Regions from separate parts of the Mus musculus genome. Here all the other regions are linked to region 1. The links are chromatin loops, found by intact Hi-C in ENCODE. Cell type or tissue: left cerebral cortex. All regions are shown on one strand. Region 1 overlaps Dok5 (docking protein 5). Region 2 overlaps Dok5 (docking protein 5). Region 3 overlaps Dok5 (docking protein 5).

The links. Hi-C counts contacts between places; a loop is a spot of excess contacts. Peaks named below come from ENCODE experiments on the same cell type or tissue, not always from the same donor. Only the 100,000 strongest peaks of a DNase experiment are listed, where the experiment ranks them.
Region 2: it touches region 1 in a loop (2.1-fold over the local background); 6 of 42 quality-filtered maps call a loop at or near these places.
Region 3: a loop joins it to region 1, with 2.9 times the contacts of the local background. A loop is called at or near these places in 5 of 42 quality-filtered maps.

Annotation. Positions count from the first base shown.
Region 1 is chr2:170,857,047-170,865,046 of GRCm38, forward strand. The region is part of intron 6 of Dok5 (docking protein 5); the gene reads left to right. Among named protein-coding and RNA genes, the nearest start is that of Gm35033, 85 kb to the left of the region's middle. In left cerebral cortex, CTCF peaks have their summits at 3,727 (motif pointing right) and 7,178 (motif pointing right); DNase peaks (open chromatin) are centred at 3,784, 4,206, 5,900, 7,220 and 1 more place.
Region 2 is chr2:170,757,808-170,765,807 of GRCm38, forward strand. The region is part of intron 1 of Dok5 (docking protein 5); the gene reads left to right. Among named protein-coding and RNA genes, the nearest start is that of Gm35033, 14 kb to the right of the region's middle. In left cerebral cortex, a CTCF peak has its summit at 986; DNase peaks (open chromatin) are centred at 4,818 and 7,112.
Region 3 is chr2:170,744,990-170,752,989 of GRCm38, forward strand. The region is part of intron 1 of Dok5 (docking protein 5); the gene reads left to right. Among named protein-coding and RNA genes, the nearest start is that of Dok5, 17 kb to the left of the region's middle. In left cerebral cortex, no CTCF peak of the experiment used is centred here; a DNase peak (open chromatin) is centred at 4,643.

The DNA of each region.
Region 1 (8,000 bases):
CACACAGATACACACACACAGATACACATACACACACGCACACACACATACACACACATACACACACGCACACACACATACATACACGGACACACACACAGGAGTGGGTTTTTAGGGACCGTTGCCAGCTTTACAAAATCAGCATCCTGTGACTTATATGAAAGTTAGCTGTAGATTTCTGCACTTAACAAAAGGTAGCCAGTGGAAAACAGATGTAAGTCGGATAGTAGAGTTCAAATTCGCTCAGGGTCAGTCTTGGTGTCTAAGTGATATTCCAGGGTCGGGGCGATAACAAGTTTGTTCATTTTACCTACCAGTGTCCACACCCTTTAAAAAATGGCTTCCCCTCCCCCAGTAACTATCAACTGCCAGCATTTCGTCAGCTAGGGATGGAGCCATGTGAGCACCAGCCACATGCATGCTGGGATGTTGATTGGCTTAATCTTGTGCAGGCAACACGGCTGCTGTGAATTCATGGTTGCAGTGGCCTTGAGGTATCCAGATAATGTGAGTTCATCTCTGCAATGAACTCTACGGCACTTTCTGATCCACCTGCTCACTCGTTCTTCCTATGCCCTCTTCCACAGTGTTTCCTGATCCTGGGGGAGGTGGATACATTGTCTCGTTCAGGGCTAGACACTCACAGATCATTAATTCCCAGCACTTTGACTAGTCACGAGTCTCTGCACTGACTGCTGCCCACTGCAGAAAAGAAGTCTGTGACCCAAACCGAGAACAGCGAGAACAGCGTCACTTTCTGGATATAAACACAAAGACTTCAAAGCCTTCTTAACAGTATCTCCATCTAACAATTGACAATTTTTGCTTGGCATTTGAGACAGGCTTTTGCTGGGAGGCTCCGGATGGCTTCAAACCTGAGATTCTGCCTCGGCTTCCCAAAGGCAGGGATTACTGGTGTGTACTCACCGCGAGTGGTGCTTTGTGTCTTGTGAAATGCACCAGTTGCATTTCATAGAGGAGACTGCTGAGGCACAATGGCTCCAGACTTCTAAGACAGAGACACTGAGCCTTGCATTTTTGAAGGGGGAACACTTTGAGACAGACTCCTCCAAGTTGAGCAGAGAAGGAGCGGGAATCTCTGTGTGCTGTGGTGTGGTGAACTTTTGGTGGTAACCAGGGCTGAGGGCCAGGAAGGTGCTGTGGCTCTCAGCGTTGCTGTGTGTCAAGAGTTCACTGCCAGGGTTGGTTGGCAGCAAATCATCGGGTCCTGCTCGCTGTGTTTCAGCAGGTGAGGGGAAGGCACTGCCTCGAACTGTGTCTCTGAGCAAGTGCCTTCATGATAGCATTGAGATCTCCATTTCTAGAGGTCCCCAGAGCAGGAAGTATGGGCTGAGAACTGGACTTCACACTGAGTGGTAGGTGAGTTCAAGGACCTGACTCCTTGGTCCTGGATGACAGGAAGAGGACGGAGTGTGCCCTTAAGGATGGTGACTGTCTACAAACGCAAAGAGCAGACTGGGAGCTACAGAAAGCTCGGGCTTCATGCTTAAATACACTTTACAGTGATAGAAACGCCGCCGCAAGGCACAAGGTTCCACATGTGTACACATCATCGCTTGGGAAGCAGAGTGTCAACTTGGGCACAGTTTCCTATGTGGCTAAATGCAGTGACATGAGCTGCCTTTACCAGCAGACCAATGGACCGTGGACCATAGATATTGATGTCTTGTGTGTTTTGGTAATCAAGAGCAGGTTGTGAGTTCTCTGGTGCTGGGAAGCCCAGATAATGCCCTTTCCACTTAATGCTAGGCAGCAGAGGGAGGAGAGTGCTCAAAAGCTGGTATGCTGGTCTCTGTCCCTTGGTAACCACTGACCCCACCCCCAACCCCACCAAACACCATGTGGTTGCCCCACAAAGATCACAGGAAAGTTGTTTAGCATTATCTGTGTCTCCTGCCGGCTCCAGAGAATTGGTTGCTGTCACTTAGCCCAACGGTTAGCATTTTAAGTAGTTTCTATTGATTGAATGAACCTGCTCTTCAAGGAGGAAGAGCCTGCAGGAATGCAGCAAGGGGATTTATCTCAATCCCTAAGGCCTGACCAGGGCATCTACAAGATGTATTAGTGGGAAGCTTCAGGGGGTGTTTGACAACCCTGGGACGTGCAGATCTGTTGGGGGTGGTCCACATTTTGGAGCTACTCAAGCGTACACTTGGTTTTCAACGCCTTTAAAAGAAAATTCCTCGGGTAAGACTCTTCTTGCTCTTGTTTAAGGTTGACCATCTGGTCTGGAGTCTGTAGAAGTAAACATGACATTTAAGATCTGGTTCAAACCCCGTTCCCCATTGAAGTCCTTTCAATTTAGAGACTTGAGGTCACATTTGGATCCTCTGACTTGAGATCACATTTGGATCCTCTGACTTGAGGTCACATTTGGATGCTCTGACTTGAGGTCACATTGGATCCTCTGACTTGAGGTGATGAGCTTTGGGTCCTCCAAGAGCTTTGTCTAAAGTCCTTTTCACTTCTGTTTTTCTTTGGAGGAGAGTGGAGGCCTGGGACTGGGGATGGGATGGGTGGGAGGTTGTCACACCACCATGCTTTGTGGCATGCATGTCCCTTTAAGTCCTTTCCTGGGTGCCTGACTACCCACCCCACCTTCCTGTTCCTGGGAGGGAGACATACCCACTCAGTCCTCAGTGGTTATTCGGAGTTGCTGAGAGTCTTTTCAGCCAACGAACAGGGTGGCATATGAAGGGGAAGGGCTGGGACTTATTATAAAACACATTCATTTTGGTTTGAATGTGGCAGAGGATGCAAATAGTGCCAAAGAATTCACCCTTCCAGTTCCAGTTTATCTCCTTGAACCTCTCCCATGTGCAGTTATCCCACACACCTCGTTTCCTTTATGTTTCTTAATAAATTAATTCATCCCACAAGTATGAGAATGTCCCCATACTTCCAGGGGTACAGTCCAAGATTCTGAGACCCCTGAGAGATGTCTGGTGTCATTGCCAGTGACTAACACACTCTCTCTGTGCATATATATATATATATATATATATATATACATATATACATATATAATATATGATATATACTATGTATGTACTATATGTGCACATATAATATATATAATATTACATATAATGTACAATATATTATAATAATATATGTTAAGGGAAGATTGTAGTAATGAGCACATATTTAGGAAGCACAGATTGTGGCTAAATGGTATTTAAATTCATTCCAGTGACAAACTGTCACTTGGAGCCTGCCTAGGAAATTGCTACTCCTTGCCTTTAAATTTATTTTCTATGATTTCCCAAAGACTGGACTCTTTTCTTCCTGGCGATTACAGTTTAGTCTGTTGTACAACAACCTGAAGGTGAGAGTTCTTTAAGAACAAGAATGAAATCTTCAACTCGCTGCTTCTGCGATATCGCAGCAACACTTAAAGTAATTTTCGAGTCAGTTGAAAACCATTTTAATGTGCAAATTAAAATTAAAATTAAAAAAACCCATTTGAAAATTGGCCATTGGAGCAGCAGCCGCCTCTGTATTGGCTCTCTGGATGAAAATTGGGGTCAGCAAGGAAAGGGTCTCAGAAAGGAGAGTGTGTCACCTTAAAATGCAGTCTCTCACCTGCTAAATAAAACATGGACAGAAAACAAGCAATGTAAAGTTACTGTATGCTGTGACATCACGGAGCACAACAGGTCCAAAGGTGTTAGGGCACTTGTAGGTGCCTGAAGAGTCCAGAAGAGGGCGCTGGATCCCCTGGAACTGGAATTATAGGCAGCTGTGGGCAGCTCAGTGGTGGATGCTGGAGATTGGAACGCAAGTCCTCTGCAAGATCAGAATGCACTCTTTTTATTTGTTTGGGAATTGAACCCAGATCCTCTGGGAGATCAGCCTGTGCTCTTAACCACTGGGCCATCTCTTTAGCTCGTATATATGTGCTTTTAAAAACAGATAGACAAGAAATATACCAGCATGTTCACAGGCTTTATCTGTCTCTCTTTGTGGTTGCTTGGAGCTGATTTAGGATCCGCTGTAGATATACTCCCGTACGTTCTAAACACAACAAAATATATCAATTGTGTGAGAGAGCACAATATATTACAAGTCTTCGGAGCAGGTCATAAATATCACAAATATTGGAGTACGTTCCCCTTGCTGCCAGGCAAGATATTTTCAGATCCAAAGACTGAGTTGCCTTTGAGTGGATCAAAGCCTGGCATGGGCAGGGATGGACTCTGAGCGGGCGGCAACTCCTGCGGCTGACTGCCGTTTCTATGACTGTTCAGTAAGTACGCGGAACGCCTCAGAAACGTTTCATTCCATCTGCTCTAGTCGTTTATTTAGCATGTGTCTGTCTGTTGCTGCGATTAAACACTGACCAAAAGTGACAGGGGGAGGAAGGATTTATTCCCTTTACTGGTTACAATCCATCACTGAGGGAGATTCGGGGCAGGAACCTGGAGGCCATAATTGAAGTAGAGGCCATGAAGGGGTGTGGCTTGCTAGCTTGTCCCTGGCTTGGCTCAGCTACCTTTCTGATACAGCTCAGGCCACATGCCTGGGGACTGTACCCGCACTAGGCTCCATCAGTCAGCAATCTGAAAATGCTCTACCGCCTAATTTGTTGGAAGTGACACTCCAGGAGTGTCAGTCTGACAACAAAACAACCAGGGCATGAGGCATGGAGTTGGAGGGCGAAGTGGGGGGACTTTAATTGTGTCACAGACAGGAAAATGGAAGGAAATTGGAGATGCCAATGGCCAGGATGGGGGATGCCAAGAGACAGCTAAATATGGGGTAGAAGGAGAAAGGGCAAGAGCGGAGAGCTTTCTCTCCCTCCCTCTCCTTCCCCCTCCCCCCTCCTCTCTGTCTCCCTCTCTCTCAGACTGTTGTCTCATCTGACTTAACTTTGCTATAGTTTATGCTTAAAACATCCTGGAAATTTGATATAACCACACATGCATACACACATTCATACAACATGCAAACACACATACATACATATGCATGCACACACACATTCACATACATGCACAGGCATACACACATACACATCTGCACACACACATCTGTAAACACATGTGCACACATACATACACATGCACATGCACACATATGTACACACATACACACATGTACACACGTGCATGCACATATACCTGTGTGTACACACCCACACACATGCACTGCCATGTACACATACATATCTGAACACACATGTGAACACACACACACGAATGTACACACATATGTACACACATAGGCATGCACACACACATATACACACACAATTGAGGACGTTATTGGAGTTGCATAGGCTTAGCTGGGGATGTAGCTCAGTTGGCAGAAGCATGAAGGAAATCATGGGCTTGATCTCCAGCATCACAAAAAACAGGTGTGGTAGCACGTGCCAGTAATCTTAGCACTCAGGAGGCGGAGGCAAGAGGAGCAGAAATTCAAGGCACCCTTGACTATTCAGTGAACTTGAAGCCACAAGAAACCCTGTCTTAAAGAAGGAAGGAAGCAAGGGAGCAGGGGAGGGAGGGGGGCATGGAGGGAGGAAGAGAAGAATGAAAGAAAGAAAGGGGAGGGAAATAAGTACATAAGCGTTTGGAAGCCTCTTAGGTAGAAAACACACGGAGGGACAGGGATGGCCTCTGACGCATGTGACCCACTCATCCTCTCGGGACCAGGATGAATGGATGGACAAGGACGGTATTGTTTGCACATGCTCATCTCGGGAGACCTCCCTGGGTTACTTCTGGCCGAGACCAGGGAAAGTCAGTTAGCCTGAGAAGGGTGATTTAGGACTTTGAGTCAAAAGGATTTGCTGACGGGCTGATGCATGTTTGCTCCCGAGTAGGTGCAAACCAGGGTCACATGGCCTGTGTCCTGGAACTGGCTGCAGAGGGCAGAATTCCACCCAGCTACGCGGTTCCATTTCTCCACACAGCTCCACTGCAGAAGCAGATGGACTTCTGGAGCAGGTCGGTGGCGGGGAGGATTACAGCCAGGCCCCTGCCGCTGTGCATTCCTGGGCTTAGATTCTTGATAGGCACAGGGAACGTGTTCCTGTCAGACTGAAGGCGTTCAGAGTCCACAGACTTTGGCAGGTGTGGGAGGTTCATCTGCTGTTACTTTACAGCTCCTGTAGGGACCTAATAGCCTGGTCATTAGAATTATTTCTCTCCCAAGATGATTAGTAGGATTTTCTTACTAGAGGAAGGGACCTTGGCAGACAGCTTCGCTGAAAGTGTTGGGAGGGCTACTAAAGAACTTGCTCTGACCAATGGCCACTCACCTCGCATGCTCTGACCAATGGCCACTCACCTCACAGGCTCTGACCAATGGCCACTCACTTCGCATGCTCTGACCAATGGCCACTCACCTCGCATGCTCTGACCAATGGCCACTCACCTCGCATGTTATGACCAATGGCCGCTCGGGTCTCCAGGGAAGGCGTGTCTAATCCAGAGCCTGAAGATTTGCACACCCCCAAGGATAGTTACAAATGTAGCTCAGTGAACATCCGTAGGCTTTATGGGATTGCATTTCTACGTTTTTGAGGGGGTAACTTGACGGTGAAATTCCCAAGCATGAACTCTGCAAATGACAGTTTCGTGTCGTAAGGTCAAATGTTTGGAATGCGCCTGGGCTCTAACTTTCTCTGATTCCATGTGACCGGAAGCGAAGCACTAACCCGCAATCGTATGAGATCCAGCGTATCTAGCTGTCTCATAGGTACAGCTAGAGAATTTTGTAGCTTTGATGATGACTTCCTTGAGGTAGGACCACACTGTATCTATCATCCTTGTTTATAGAGCACAGGCACACACCTCTTTAAGCTATGTAGTTAATAGTTTTATACCTAGAACTATGAGGCTGCAATTACGTGCAGAACATTTTTACTATCTGCCAAGAAAACCCTGTCTCCTTCGCACATTGGGGACGTCTGCTTCCCCCAGGGATTCACCTCTCCTGAGAATTTCATGTAAATGGAATTATATGGCTATGATGTTATTTAGAGTGGCTTCCTTCACCAAGTGCAATTATTTCAGGCTCATACATGTGAGCACGTGCATCGGATCTACTTTTGCTTTTTATGACAATCTGATTTATTCTTTAAGATTTATTTATTTTATGTGTATGGGTGTTTTGCCTGCCTATACGTCTGTGCACTGTGTGCATGAAGTACCCACGGAGACCAGTAGAGGGTGCCATGTTCCTTGGAAGTAGAGTTACAGATACTTGTGGGCAGCCATGTGGTTGCTGTGAACGGGACTCCTCTGTAGGTTCAACCAGTGCTTTTAAACTCTGAGATGTATCTACTGATATTTTTGTTAATGTGTTTATGGTTCATTGCCTGCTTTTTACAACCCTGGGATGAGAGACTTGGAAGAACCAGCAACTCTTTCAGGCAGCATGGTGCTTTTAGTACATTTGAGGCCCCATGGGCCGTACAGGTTGGTTGACTGCCTTGTGTATTTCATGTCACTGTACAGCATCAGGAGTCTCTTAGCCTGGGTTAGAAAGAGCCCTGTGTGTGTCCCTATAGCTGGGGGTGGGGAGTGAGAGGTTAACAAGGAATTTGTGGTCTTCAGGGGGCAGGTGAGCACCTGAGGGGCACTAGCAAATGAAGATCAGAATAAGAATCCAAGGCTGAGGTGAGGTAGCCTTGCCTAACCCTGTCAGGAGAAGTGGAGCAGATTTCAGGGCAGCGGGAGGGAGGGGCGAGAGGGTGGGGAAGATGAGGGAGTGAAGGGGTGGAGGAGATGGGGGAGTCATCAGGTGGCTGAGAAGTGGAGAGAGGCCCTCTGGTCTCGGAGCAGAAGTGCAATGGCATCCAGTCATGGGTGGAAGTGGCTGTACCGAGAGGTGAAGGCTGTGGTGAGACCTGGGACTAGAGTGTAGGAGAGAAGGGACCACCACCTCCAAGCAGCCCGGTCTCGTTGCTTGGCAACACTTGGTTCTCAGCTGGTTAAGTTCAAAGACTGGGCTAATTCTTCCAACTTGGA
Region 2 (8,000 bases), 99 kb before region 1:
TATATCTAAAAGATTTGCCTTTCGTTGTGTGTGTATGAGTGTCTTCTTGCACAACATGGTGTCCGGTATCTGTGGAGGCCAGAAGAGGGCATTGGGTCCCCTGGAACTGGAGTTACAGATGGTTGTGAGCTGCCATGTAGATGCTGAGAATTGAACTGGGGGTTCTCTAGAAGAGCAGCCAGTGCTCTTAACTGCTGAGCCATTTCTCCAGCAGCCCACCTACACACACACACACACACACACACACACACACACACACACACAGTACAGTGCCAATGTACAACCATGTGCTTGTACACATTAGTTTACTAGATTCAAAAGGAGACTATGCCATTTCATGTTGAATTTCAGGTGACAGTTATGCGTGATTTGTGGCTAATCTCATTGAATCGGCCAAAGTTGTAAAGTCTGAACTTTGTCTGAGTCTAAAACCCTGGTGTATAGTAGTGACTAACTGGAAAGAGAGGAAAATATGATGTAAGGAGAGAAATGTTGGAGAGCTTTCACAGGGGGCTTACATGGCACCCGCCTGGCCTGGTTCCAGAGTGCATGTCTTAATCTCAGATCTGTAGCCCATCTATCCTCTCTGTTCTTGGCTCGCTCACCCTTACGTCACCCTGGGGGTATTGCATGGGATTGGAAGGCTGCCTGGATTTATGTGCTCATTGGGCTAGAATCGCTCCCCCACTTAGGGGCATAGCATGTCTCCAAACGTGGTGACTTGGTTCTATAGCTGGGCCTCTGGAGTTGAGAGAGTACAACTGTTCAAATGGGAATGGGTCAGTAGGCTCAGCCAAACTGGATCGACATTTCTATCCATGGTGACAAGGACAGAGTAGCATGGTAACCAGATTTGTGGTTACAATCTATACTCCAAAAAGCCGCGCTCAGCTACCTGCCCTGGAGGACCCAGTTGAAACAGCTGAATATAGAGTAAAAAGCAGAGAAAAGATTTATTCAGTGTGGCCACATGGGGGACAGGGACAAAGAGATGCAGTGACCCTGTCCCATCCATCTTTGGGATTGTAAAGCGACGTTTAAAGATACATAGAGAAGAGCCAGGACCTGGTTCAACAGCTGGGGGGCACGTACTGGTCTCAAAGAAGACTTGGGTTTGACTTCCAGGTAGCTCACGGCAATCCGCAACCCCGGTTTCAGGGGATCCAACAGGCACGCACAGGGCACACATGCATGCATTCAGGCAAAACATTTATACACACAAAATGAAAATAAATAAACCTAAAAAGAACAGAGAGACAGAGAGAGAGAGAGAGAGAGAGAGAGAGACAGACAGAGAGAGACAGAGAGAGACAGAGAGACAGAGAGACAGAGAGACAGAGAGAGAGACAGAGACAGAGAGAGACAGAGAGAGACACAGACAGACAGACAGACAGACAGGCGAGAGACAGAGAGAGACAGAGAGAGACACAGACAGACAGACAGACAGATGAGAGACAGAGAGAGACACAGACAGACACACAGACAGACAGACGAGAGACAGAGATCTAAGGAGTTCTGGTCTAGGTGCATTCCCGTCATTATAAAGGGTTCTGCTCTGGCTGGCCCAGGCTTTTCTTTTCTGGGATGGGATTTTCTGAGGAAACTCCAATCTCTTGGGACTCCCTGCTTTAATAGTCCGATAGCTAAAGAATAGCTTAGAATATATTCACTTCTTCCATGTACAGCATCTGTGTCCAAAGACAAAGCCAGCACTCTTCGACCCAAAGGCAGCCATCAGTGACAGTCTCTCTGAGTAGGATTTTTTTTTTCTACAGTGCAGAGCTGAGCTGAACACTCACATCTGCTGTGTCCTTAATCCCTGCCTTGACTGTTGGAGCTGGTAGCACCTCCTCCCAGCCGGAGGAAGTTCCCACACTTCTCCCTTCAGGTTAGCAGTATTGAAATGATGACCTCTTGGCTCCATGTCCTTGACCAAAGGGCCTAATTCCTGGACGCTCATGCTGACTCGTGTTTGAAATGGGATCCTGGTAGGCCACCTTAGAACTGCCGTATTAAGTGACTGCGGTGGTGTTTGATGCGTAATGGGCGTTGCACACACATCATTGATGTTGCCTTACTAATGCATTTAACTCATTCATGTTTCTGCAACACATACTTCCTCTGCCCAATGGATACAGCCAAAAAGAATGAAGGAGACCGGTGGCTCACCCGTGTCAGCACAGAGAGGAGGGTACACAACTCCCACCTCTAGCTGAGCAGCTACCCATAGGTGACCGTTGCTGGGGAAGGAGACCATTGCTTTAAGGACTGTTCCCGACTATTAAGACTTATCATTAGAGCCAAGCAGTGGTGACACACGCCTTTAATCCCAGCACTTGGGAGGCAGAGGCAGGTGGACTTCTGAGTTTGAGGCCAGCCTGGTCTACAGAGTGAGTTTCAGGACAGCCAGGGCTATACAGAGAAACCCTGCCTGGAAAAACAAAAAAACAAAAAACAACAAAAACAAAAACAAAACAAAACAAAACAAAACAAAAAGACGACTTGTCATTTTTTTCTCCAACTAGACCAGCAACAGCTCTCTTCTACAAACTAGTTCCACAGCCTTCACAATCAGCCCTGTCAGCTGGCTATCACGTGTGTGTTGAGGACATTTAACATCCAATTGTAACAGCTGGCAATGTCTTTGCCGTATCTCCGGGTATATAGCAAGAGGATATACCCAGAAGGGGAGGGAGCATCCTGGAGCTGTGAACTAATAAGTCACATTAATTACATTTCTGCTATGTTTACCTACACACAATTCCTAGCAAGTGAAGTAACACAAAGGGTGGGTAACTGACCTTCAGAGTGTGTGCAAGCATTGCGCTCCAATGCTCTGTGTTAGTCCTTTCATGTTATCTCTTGCCACGAAGGTGTTGGCAAAGCTCACAACACCATTTCTGTTACAAATGAGGAGTCTGAGGCTAAGCTATCACAGGGAATTTCCAGCTCACAGCTCCTATTCTTGAGCAAGGTCTCAGTTTACTTTTTATAATGAATTCATGGCACATGGATAAGTAAAATTAGATGGAGTTATAAGCTAAGCAAACAAGCCCACTCTGAAGCATCCGGAATGCTGCAAAACTGCTTCACGGATGGAGAGTTGTCAATCTCCGGACTGGTCACTATCTCCAGCCCACAGCAGAGTCAGTCCCAGCGCTCCCCATGATTCATCAGGCTGTGGACCGCTCACCTCGAGGTGGGGATGAGCTCGTTGCTTCTGACGGCAGTGCCTTAGGTTGCGTTATTGGCGAACCCTTTATTCCGGTTGGAGAATGCGTTCAGTGTGGAGGAAAGTGGCGCGTTAGTTTTGGAGAACCTGTGCTGAAATTCCTAGTTGGGTTTCTTAGTCTCAGAACCTCCCTTCCACAAAGTAGGAAGGAACGCGATCCGTAACCAGTAGGGCTGCTGGGAGTGGCATAGAAACAGATGGGTTACTAAGTCTACGTGGTCGATACGTGGTTGTTGCTCAGCAATGAGATGAGGTTGTTGAAGACTTTATTCTAGATACTGAAACGCTCAACCATCACAGGGCGATTAATTACTACAAATGTCGGAAGAGGCCTGGCTAGGGATGACCTCGCAATGGAGTCTTACGCTGTGGCACGGAAGGAATGGCCTCGCAATGGAGTCTTACACTGTGGCACGGAAACAGCTGCTTCTCGCTCGCAGTGGCACTTGGCTATGCTCAGCCTTGTCGGTTTTTCCACTTTTGGAAAGCAAAGGTGGATGGACATCTGATTTTTTTTTAATGTGAAATTTGATATAAAAGTTTTCTTAATGTTCCAGGGGTGGGTGGTGGTTAAATAACCCCAAATATCCACAGGGAGGGGACCGTCTAACCGCATCTGGTTTCTTCCTCCAGTGGATTGTGGAGCAGTTGATGCTCATTCAGAGATGAGTTGCACAGGGTTAGGACCAAAAAAAAAAAATAATAAAATTGTCAGAGGAAGAAGGAAACAGGAAGAGACTCCTGAGGTTGGAGAGGAGTGGACTGAACATTAATTAATAGTCTCCAGACATGTGGAGGGACTTTAAATAGGTGAAAGTGACTAAATCACCCCTTGTCTTCTTAAGAATATTACAAAGAAAATGGACTTGAGGCATAGTAACGTTTTGAAGAAACATGGGAAATTTTTCTGGGTATCAAGAACTCACCCCGTTTTAGACCAAAACCTTAATATTAAAAAAAATGATTTTTTTTTTCAAACCAGGGCAGAGGAGCAGGGGTTAAGTGACCGCACTGTGACCCCACCCCAAGCTTTGCTATTAGGATCCCTTACTCAGTGGCCGCCAGCCCTTCCCACTTGCTCTTCACTGAGGACAGTGTGACAGGACATGGTGGTGGCAGGACTGTGGGTGCTGGCTGTGTGAGAGGATTGTTCTGGCCCTCGAAAGCCGGGACCTGCAGGTGTGGGACACCTGACTTGGAATGCAAGCATCCTGGTGGCAGTTCCCCAAGTTACGTCTTCTGTTTTGACTGATGTTAACGTGACATTGCTCTCCTCCTTCATTATACTGGATAACTCTGTGCTAGCATGAGCATTCACCTCTTCCATTGTCAGAGAAGGTGAGCATTTCTGAGAGACGGTGGTCCAACTTCCACTTACAGAGTAGGAATCCCAGGGATTTCAGAAATGGCAGCCAAACCTTTTCATGCTAACTTGGGTTCAGGTATACCTTTAAAAAAATCAAACACTGGTGGAGTCTTACATATTCCTTTTTCTTTGCCAAAGAATTTGAAGTTATTTTAAAATATAGGGAGCATTGCCTGGCAACCATAGTGATGTGACTTTCTGAGAGAAGTTTTACATTTTCTTTTGCTACTGAAGGGGAGTTGGGAAAGAGCATGGAAGACAAGGCTCCTGGAGAAATGAAAGAACAACTGTCTCTCCGGGACCAGAGGTCACCCCAAACTGCTGTTATAAAGGACTGCTGATATGTGGTCCCTGTCAGAGGCAAGGGGGACTGCAGTCCAGGAACGCTGAACTGTGTTAATCTTGGCTCTGCTCAGTGTTTGAAGTGAGCTGAAAAACAAAACCTTCCCTTCTTCTCTCCTTCTTCCTTCCTTCCTTCCTTCCTTCCTTCCTTCCTTCCTTCCTTCCTTCCTTCCTCCTTCCTCTCTCCTTCCCTCTTCCTTCCTTCCTCCTTTCTCTTTCCGTTCCTCTTCCTTGCTTCTTTCTTCCTTCCTCCTTCCTACCTTCCTATCTTCTTTCCCTTTTCCTTCCTTCCTTCCTTCCTTCCTTCCTTCCTTCCTCTTTGCTTCCATCATTCTCTCCCTCTTTACCCCATCTCTTCTCTTTCTTTTCTTTCCTTCTTGTCTTCTCTTGCTTCCTTTCCTCCCTCTCCCCTCTTCCTCCCTCCCTTCCTTCCTTCCTTCCTTCCTTCTCTCCTTAAAGAATTGGTTATTTTGTTGTGCAGTGGTGGCATACGCCTTTAATCCCAGCACTTGGGAGGCAGAGGCAGGCAGATTTCTGAGTTTGAGACCAGCCTGGTCTCCAAAGTGAGTTCCAGGACAGCCAGGGCTATACAGAGAAACCTTGTCTTGAAGAAGAAGAAGAAGAAGAAAAAAAGAATTGGTTATTTTATTTCAGGTTCATGCATGCAGGCCTAACTGAGTGCATGTGTACCACAGGCCTGTTGCCCAGGGAGGTCAAAGAGAGCCCCGAATGCCCAGTACTGTAGTTCTGGATGACTGTGAGCCACTATCTGAGGATCAGGAAATAAACTAGGATCCCCTGCAAGAGCGACAATGGCCTCAACTGCTGAGCCATCTGTCCTGCCTCTCCCACTTTCTTAGAGTCACGGGCCACACAATGTTCTATAGATATGATTTCAAGCTCTGAATTTGGGATTATTACTGATTTGTTTTTCTTTATTTCTTTTTATTTTTTTATGAGATAGAATCTTATTCTGTTACCCAGGGTTGGTCTGGAACTCACTATATAAGCTGCTCTAGTTTTGTCCTTGAATTCAGTGCAGTCCCCCTGCCTCAGCCTCCGGAGGACTGGGATTAAAGGCATGAGGCATAACACTCATCTTGTTTGCCTTATTTTAACATCTGCTTCTTTTAACTGGGAGAAGAAGGCCACAGATCCAGTTGAAAACCTGCTCAGTTTCTGCCTGTCTTCAAAGTCAGCCCAGGTTCATAAGTTACCTGCTCAGGGGTCTGACACTGAGCTGGGCAGAGCTCCATGGGGCAGAGCGGGTACCCTGGGCAAAGGCTGCTACACTCAGGATACCCTCCCACACTCAAGGACAGAGGGCGGTTCGTTTCTGTCTGCCTTTCCAGTGTGTTTGTATGTGTGTGTGTGTGTGTGTGTGTGTGCATGAGTGTAAGTGAATGTGTGCAAATGTGTGTGCATGTGTACATATGTGTACATGGGTGTGTAAGTGCATATGAATGTATGTGTGTGAGTGTGTGAGTGCATTTATGCATGTGGGTCTGTGTGTGCATGTGTGTGCGCATGTGTGCATGTGTAGGTTTGTGTGTGTGCACACATGTGTATGCATGCATGTCTATGAATGCATGTGTGTGCATTTGTGTGTGTGTACATGCATGTGTATGTGCATTTGTGTATGTTGGTCTGGGAGTGTATGTGTGTGTAATTGTGTGTGCATGTGAGAGTGTGTGTGCATGTGTGTGTACACATGTGTGTACATTTGTGGGGGGTGTGCATGTATATGTGTAAGTGTATGTGCATGTGTGTGTATATGTGTGTGTACATGCATGCATTTGTGCAAGCATGTGTGTATATGTGAATGTGTGTGTGGCATGACTCATAAAAAAGCTGTTAATCAGGAAGTGTGACTTAAGCCAAGGAAGCCAGTGTGACTATGGTGCCCTACTAGGCTTTATCCATATAAAAGCATTGTCAGTTTGCATCCCTGAGGCAGAGTATGTGTTCATGGGATGCAGGCAAGAAGACCCCACCCTGGAAGTGTTCCTTTCAAGGTGATTAAATCTCTTCTGGCAAGAGAAGGGCAATGAAACTTAGCACTCTACATTTTATTCTTTTTATGAAGTAGCTTTCCAGGCCTGGCTGATCCCAGTAGTTCTGGGCGTGTCCCAGGCATAGCATGACTCACGGAAAGCCAGCTGCTGTCTTGGAGGGAAACCGTACTCTCCTGAGATGCTCTTTGGTGCCTCTCTTGGGAATGTGCCACTGGTCCAGCTCATGGTGTCTTTTTCTCTGACTCTTCCCTGTGCTCTGCCCCTTGAAGTCTCCTCACTCCCACTGGGAACATATGCTGCTCTGATATTTCATGACTAACCTTCATCTGCAATTAATGTGTGGCTTGTTCTCTCTGTGGAGGTTAAAGCAATATAATCAACGACAAGGTTACCATCTCTCTGGAATACCATTAGGCTTCTGTGTCCTCGACTCCTTCAGCCCCTGTGGTAATGTTTGCTCTTGGTTAACTTAATGTATTTGCAGATGATGTAAGGCATTTATATAAATGCATATAGCATTAGAAATGCAGTCATTTGGGCTATGTATTCTTTTTTATCTGTTTAGAGATAAGGTCCCACTATGTGGCCCAAGGTGGCATAGAATTTGTAATCCTGCCTTAGACTCCTGTGAGCTGGGATTTCAGGCCCACATCACCAATCATGGCTTGGCGTGTGCATTCTCTTTGTAAAGAACATCCTTTATAGAATGTTCCAGAAAAAAAAAACTTACATAGGGAAATCTCATGTATACTTCTAAAATAGAGTAAGCGCTGCAACATTGTCGTTGTGAAAAATTCCAAAGAATGCATATGTTCAGGTCCTCATTAGCTCTAATTGTCAACCTGACACAGCCTAGACATAGCCTCGTTGTCTGAGACAATATCCTTGATGGATAATTGAAGAATTGACTAGGTCAAGGTGGTCCTGCAGGCATGTCTGTGGAGGATCATCTTGATTATTAATTTGCCTAGGTTGGCCTATTGTGAGTGGTGCCATCCCTACACAGGTGGTCCTAGCCTTATATAAGAGAGCTCACTAGGCATGG
Region 3 (8,000 bases), 110 kb before region 1:
GCCTCCAAGCCCAGACCAACCAGCTAACAAGCCAGCTAACAGTTCTGTAGTTTTCATAAAAAACGGAAATAAAAAGGCTCATTTCGTTTACCGTGTCGTCCAAGCACATCAGTCTCTTTATTAGATTTATCTTTATTAAAGAATCGTTCAGTGTGTGTGTGTGTGTGTGTGTGTGTGTGTGTGTGTGCGCATGCATGTTTGTTGCGGTGTGCCTGTGGTGCCAGAGGACCATGTCTGAGAGGTGGTTCTCTCCTTCCACCCTGTGCATTCCAGGGATTAAGCTGAGGTCCTCAGGTTCCTGAGCAAGCACCTCCCCCCCCACACAGTCACCCCCACCAGGCAAGCATTCATCTATTCAAATGAGGAGCGTTCTTGAACTAGTTCATTATATTGACTTGTGAAAGGAAAATTACCACTATCAACTGCTTTTCCGTTTGAGAAAGAAACCACCAAAAGAAACAATAGGTGAAGTTTCCATGTGTGGCGCCTAGACCTCTCTGTTGTCATTAAGAGCCTGGTCACAGCTTCTCCCACCACTACCTGTGGATGAATATTCATAACAAGGGATCCTATCTTGCTGAGAGCCCAAGAGAAGGAAGATTCTGTGTTCAATCGATTTAATCCCATTTCCTCCGGACAGCAAGCCAGCCACCGAGATGAGAAATTTGAGTTGTTCTTTTTCTCTTCATAACTGTGGGTACACTGGGTGCCTCTGACTTTCAGGGTGAAACTTTAGCACCTCACTAGAGAGATGGAGTTGCAGAAGGTATGCTGCCTGGAAGATGTTTTGATATAGATGAAGGATTTAGATGCAAGCATCCCTCAGGCTGCCGGGCTGCCTTTTAAGGAGATTGGCCATTTGGTTTAAAGAAGTTCTTTCATCATATGGAAATACATTTCTGAAGCTAAATTCATTTTAGCGGGACAGTCACACACAGGATCAAGTGTGTGAAAGGAAGATCGGATATTCTGTTGGCCTTTAATATTGAAGCTTAATTTTCAGAGATCTTTTTTTTTTAGACGAAGTTGAATACTATAAGATGAAAAAAATTTATTGGTCTATTGCTCCAATATTAACTCAACAAATGGGTCAGCTTCCTGTGTGTAAAGGTCATATGTTCCAGAGAATCTGTAATTTTGATTTTAGATTAGCGTCAGGCATATGAATTCAAAAATAAAGGTTCTCATTTTATCTGCTTCAAGGTTCAAGCTGAGAAATATGCAGGCATATGATCTGAATTCCGACAGAGAATATGAGAGCTATTTTAATGGCTTCTTACTGCTCCTTCACGCACATGCCGTGAAGACTCTACTAGGTTTCAGGATGATAGGGTAACCGAATGCTAGGAGTTCAAGTTTCGAAGTCAAGGAAAAGTGCAAAGCAGAAACTGGCACAGTTGGCAGAGATTTGACACGAGTCTCTCCAGAAGCTGAGGTTGAGACTTTCTGATTTGTGCAAAGCTCCACAGTGGCTCCCAGGAACATCATTATCATTATATTTAGTGTGTGTGTGTGTGTGTGTGTGTCTGTGTCTGTGTGTGTGTGTGTCTGTATGTGTGTCTGTGTGTGTGTGTCTGTATGTGTGTGTGTGTCTGTCTGTGTGTGTGTCTGTGTGTGTGCATGTGCGCATGAGTGCAGTTACTAATGGAGTCCAGAAGAGGGCATCAGAACCCATGGAGTAGGCTGTGACCCTCCTGCCTGGGAAGCTGGGAACTGAACTCTGTTCCTCTGCAAGCACAGCCAGTGCTCCTCCCCACTGCGCCCTCTCATACCTGCCTCTCCATCGATGCGTTTGCTTTCACAGCCGACGTTCTGAATGGTAACAGAATGCTAGTGGTTCACACCTTTGCAGGGTCCTAAAAATAAATATGATGACCATGTGTTGAGACATGAGACTTTTTAGTAATTCTGGTTTTTCAAGAATGCATAAAAAGTCTCTCTGTGTGTCTGTCTGTCTGTTTAAGAGGGAGGGGCAAATATTCATTCATATATTGTGTTGTTTTTTTTTTTTTTTTAAAGACTGTCTCCAATAATGTCACTGACCTTTATCTATGTACTGGGGACCTTGGACAGGGACAGGGCATGCTCACCCATATGCACCCCCATCCGCCATTTGTCACTGTCTTTGTATGTTTTTCTTAGCAGGAAAGGTGACCAGGGACCATAATTACTCAGTCTAAAAAATTTTTCGGATCTCTTGGTGACTGAAACAAACTTTACTACTTTATGGTTGGTGTCATCGTTAAAGCCATTTTAATAAAGAGCACAGGTAACTCGGGCTTTTAGGGACATCTCTGCCAGTATCATCAGCTGGAGTATGGAACAGTTTCCCTGCACATTGTGTTCACCAAGGAAGCAATAGTGGGTCCAGACTACATGGAGGGAAAGCTCCATTTTGGATTCATGTGCTTGTGGAGACAGAATATCACGGGCCAAGAATATGCATGCATTTCCCTTGTTAAAAGTTATATAAACCTGTCACACTAATATGAAATTATTATTTTAGTCTATCCCCATCTTTCTCCTAAACATTAAAAAATTAATATGGCTATAAGTAGCACATATGTAAAATATCACCTGCAGCAATCTCTGCCTGAAAGCGTACCCTTCTTCCATAGCCCTGGGTTCCACATACATGGAACCAACCAACTGTGAACCCCAGAAACTCATCTGAAATTGCACCTGCTCTGGAAGGGTACAGATGTTTTCACGTTGTTACTTCTTAAACAACCCAGGATAACAACTATTTACACAGCATTTGCATTTTGCTGAGTACTCTGTGTCATCCGGAGGTGATTTGAAGTACCCAGGGGGATGTGCGCAGGTGGGATGCTGAGTTCTGCATCATTGCTGTCTCAGGACATGGGCTTCCACAGATCACCATCTCTGTAGAGAGCCTTGGGGCCCATCTGTTGTGGATACTGAAGGACAGCCATTGCTGTGTTCTATGGTGATCACGTGATCTTCAGGACTGTATTTATGATGTCTGTGTTGACTTGATAATTAAAGCACTGGAATTGTCCCTCATGAGAAGGGACACCTAGGCTGTTCAGCATTGGCCGTGGCTTTTACTATTTCCCTGGAATGGTTTGTTTATGGGGCTAGAGAGTTCGGATATCCTATGTCTTTGACACATATTATGTTGGCTTCCTTTGGGGTCACGGGCATCTAAACTCCTGCCTATGCTGTCTGAAGGGATAAATATCAATGTTTAAGATGGCAAGTTGAGAGACTGAGGAGACAGCTGAGCCATTCAGGTGTTTGTGTGGAATACAATAGGGTATCATGAGAACTACGTGGGACCTAATAGGTCACCAGTAAAGTAAGCAAGCCTGCAAACGGGGTCTAGGGAAATGGGCAGGTGACCGGTGATATAGTTCTTCCAAAAATACGGCTGTTTGTTAGCTGACTGCTTTTCAAATCCATTCTCTGCCATCCCAAAGAAAGGCCAGAAATTAAGAGAAAAACCTCCCAGAACAGTGAGTTCATTCAACCGAGACTCAGTTTAGGGCAAAGTTTCTCTTTTGGCGGCATCATTGACATGGACGTGGGAATGTGCAGACTGAATGAGACGAGCATCGCTCTCATCCCTAACATCTGTGGCCAACAGCATTAACATTCCCAACCCGCTGGTGAAGCTGACGTCTGTTTTGTCCTCATCCCTGGGCAGGTGATGTCACCGGGTCATCCTTATAATCCTCTTGTATGTTTCAGACCTTAGCATGAATCCCACATGTGCTTGCACATGCACACAGTGCTTGGCGACATCTGTGTTGTAGAACCTCTGTAAATTCTTTTGTTCATTTATGACTTTCACTATAATCAGAGAAAAATTAAGAGCGCACACTGCAAGGATGAGCAGCGCCATCTCCGGCACATCGATAATCGACCTCAATGATGCCTGCGGACATTCTGACTTCATTTATTCCAGAACTGGGAAGGAGACACTTGGCATTGATTTATGAATTCTGGGCAAATTCCGATTCCTGAGTGAAGGCCATGATTACAGTTTGCTCATTAAGCTTGCAGATGACAGGCATTGGGTTTGGCTTTGTGGCTTATATCCCGTTGTTCACGCTCTGTGTGTGTGTGTGTGTGTGTGTGTGTGTGTGTGTGTGTGTGTACCAAAGGCTGGGAAGACTCATTGGCAGAGTGTGCTCTGGGTCTGTACATGGTGAGCAGGCATCTCTGCCTCTCTGTGGGATATGCCTGGCACTGTCAGAAACCACAGGAACCACAGATCAATTTAATAGTCACACTGCCAGCAACCAAATGTTCTAGAACTTTATAATAACTAAAGCACTTATATGATAGGTAATGCACTCCATTTGTGCAGCCACAGATTTCATTCATTCATTCATTCATTCACTCACTCATTCATTCACCCACTCACTCATTCACTCACTCACTCATTCACTCATTCCTTCACTTACTCATTCACTCACTCATTCATTCACTCACTCATTCATTCATCCACTCATTCACTCATTCATTCGTTTTCCTTTCATTTATTCAGCATCCTTTGTTCACTGAGGAGATACTATTTCCAACTCAGATCTTGCTACCCCAGATAACTTAGACTCGGAATAAAGCAGCAAATAGATGAAGGGTACACATGGGTCCTGTGATCGACACTCGTTTAACCAATCACTTTTTTGTTTCCATAACAACTGGTACAAATTCAAGAGCCATCTTATAATTATACAGTGTTCACAGCTCTAGGTTCTAAAATTAAAAGTTTAAAAATGATGCACAACAAAAAAGACTCGCCATCATCTTTCTCTCAGAGAGTCACTTAGTTCCCTCCAGGGCGGCCATTAGCTCCCTGCACATCTTCCCATCCATACTGCTGACTTATGTCAGTCTGTCCACGCACACATATGTCTGTAGGTTTTCACATGGGTGTCACGTATGCTCCATTTTCTTCAGTGACATGTACTGATACACTATACATTCTCTTTTTTACTCCACACAGATTTCTCCACACGATTAGAGGTCAGTCCCTTCCTGTCCCCAGATGTCCCCATTTAGCTATATTAAATATTATATGTATTATAAATCTTTATGAATGTTATTGATTTTTATTTTTATTGACAACAGTATTGGACTAGGTATGTTTGTGGATAATTTTTAATAACTAAAATTATGAGTTTAAAATGGAGTGATTTTTTTTTTATGGCTATCAGAAAATATGTTTTGAATGACAGTCTGGTGGTATTGATCCACACTGTGTTTGTGACACCTCTGTCTCATGTGTAAAGAGAGATAGAGGTGTGTGTTTGTACATATGTATATTTGTATGTTTATATGTATGTATATGTGTATGTATGTGTGTATGTATGTATGTGTCTGTGTATGTGTGTATGTATGTATATATGCATGTATGTGTGTATGTATGTGTGTATGTATATATGTATGTATATGTGTATGTAAGTATGTATGTATGTGTGTATGCATGTGTGTGTATGCATGTGTGTGTATGTATGTGTGTATATATGTGTGTATATATGTGTCTGTGTATGTATATATGTATGTATGTATGTATGTATGTATGCATGTGTGTATGCACTCTCATTTGTACAAAGAAACCAATAAATGCAGAGCAACCCAATGAGAGACACTGGTATGGAGGTGGGAAGTCGGAGTGATGGGAGCCAGACTGGAGAGACTTCTGAAATCACTTTTAATTTTGGCCTATATGACTCTACTAATTTTAAAAAGCTTTCTTTTTCTTTAAAGACGAAGTTAAAAGTTTAAATTTGACTTGCTGTTATACTGCCATTTTCTATATATGGTTTAAAAAGCTTAAGGTTTTTATTTTTGCGGCTGGTTCTGGGAGGTAGAGTGCCATCAGGCGGAAGGTGACCATCAGAAAGCAGACAAGCTGGGGTTGGCCTGGTGGGTGCGAGCGAGCAAGTGAGCGCTTGTCACACAAATGTGAGGACCTGAGTTCAATCCTCAACACTATTTAAAAGCCTGGCCCGGTGCTTAGGCACCTGTCACCTGAGCAATGTGGGAGGTGGAGACAGGAGGATTCCATGGAGGTTGCCAGTGCTAGTCAGACTGCAATGTAAGCTCCACACTCAGTGAGAGACCCTGTCATAAGGGAATGATGTGCCGGGGAATAGAGCAAGGACGTGGTGTCCTCTGGTTTCTGAATGTAGGTGTGCATCTAGCACACACACACTCACATACACACACACACTCACATACACACTCTCACACATGTACTCACACATATACACTGACACATATACATGAGCACACACATACACACACACATTCACACATGCACATGCATGTACTCACACACACACACTCATATGCACACACTGACACACAGGTACACACATACACACATGCACATACATACACATGCATATGCATGCACTCACATACCCTCACATGCACACACTGACACACACACACACACATACACACATACATACTCACACACATGTACACTCACATACGCACACATCCATATACACTCATACACATGTACACACACATATACACACACTCACACACATGCACACATATAGATGGTCTAGCCATGGGAGTTGAGCATTGATTGGCTCTAATTATTTTGCCTGATTCTCTGCAGATAATGGAGAAACAGTACCTTTCTCCCAGTTGTCAGTAATTCCCACGTCAGCTCCATGTGGGCGACTCTACGGGCTGATTTTTCTTTCATTTAAATGTTTTGCTCTTATTTGTGCCAATGGGGAGACGTGAGCATCAGCTTAGAGTCGAGACATGCTTAGTGTTAGGTCCAACACTGGACTTCAGAAAGACTTCTAGAGGAAGGATTGGTGACAAGCTGGAACCTATGTGGGTGGCTGGGAGAGCCCATTTCTCAGAGCCTCCAACCCAACAACTTCAGCAATGTGATCTCCTTTGGAGGGAGGAGGCTTGTCAGTGTGGACTGTAAGAGGCACCTGGCTCAGCTTTCCTAGGGGTTGATGGCAATGTGGTGGGCATTGGAGCAGGTGCAGCTCTAAGTCAACCCGGCAAACCACCACAGCAGATAATGCTGCAAATAGCAGCTGTGGTGTGCATTGCAGGGACCTCTCCACTGGTGCAAACGGTATGGCTGCTTTCTTCCACCTCCTGCATTATATGGGATTCTAAGACCCATGCAGGAAAGACATTCCTTCCAGAGGTGAAGTTCCGCCTTTTACTGAGTTGACATAAAACAAATCTTTCACAGTAGATAACTATACAAGTACAGTGAAAACCCAACTGTATGATTAGATTCCACTTAGAAGCATTGCTTAGTGAAGGTTCCAAACTCAAGGTTCCCACTACTGAAAGCGGATATTGGCAAGGTTTGGGGACAGGGGCTCTTAAATTACTATTACCAAGTAGAGGGAACGTTCTCCTTGGCTCAACCCCAGGGCTGGCACTCACTGTGAGGCTTTCCGGAGTCGCTGCCTCCTTGCATGGTAGAGATGAGACTGTATAGTGTTTTGAGTGGTTTCCTGTGCCCTTTCATGTTTTTAGTGAAGGAAGGCGAAGGCAGAGAATAAGATGTTAGCAGAAGAGGGAAGATTACAGCCCCGGAATGTGTGTGTTCCTCTCCAGACCCACTTGACTGAAGACTCAGCTGGCCACACACCAAAGGCAAAGGCTGTCTGCAGCAAAGACTTGTGGGCTTTGAACAAATGGATGGGACGAAAAACTGTGGCTTGGCTCGTATCTCTGAAAGGTTGTTGCTCTCTCTTATCTATGAAAGGACTCTGAGGGGCTGCTGTGCGGATGTCACAGTTCTGAGTTTCTGGGATCTGTTTGTGGAGGAAATTTGCCAGATTCTTCTTTTTCACATTTCCCCTGCACCACACGTGGCATCTCTGAGTCCTCCGAACCCTTGAATTTGTGCTACCCCCACATCTGGCAGTGTGGTCAGAGTTGGCGCTGCAATTTATCAGCAGTCTGATTTGAGATAAGCCACCGAGATCGTCTCCTGATGGGATATTATTCTTGCGGAGTCTAGGAGC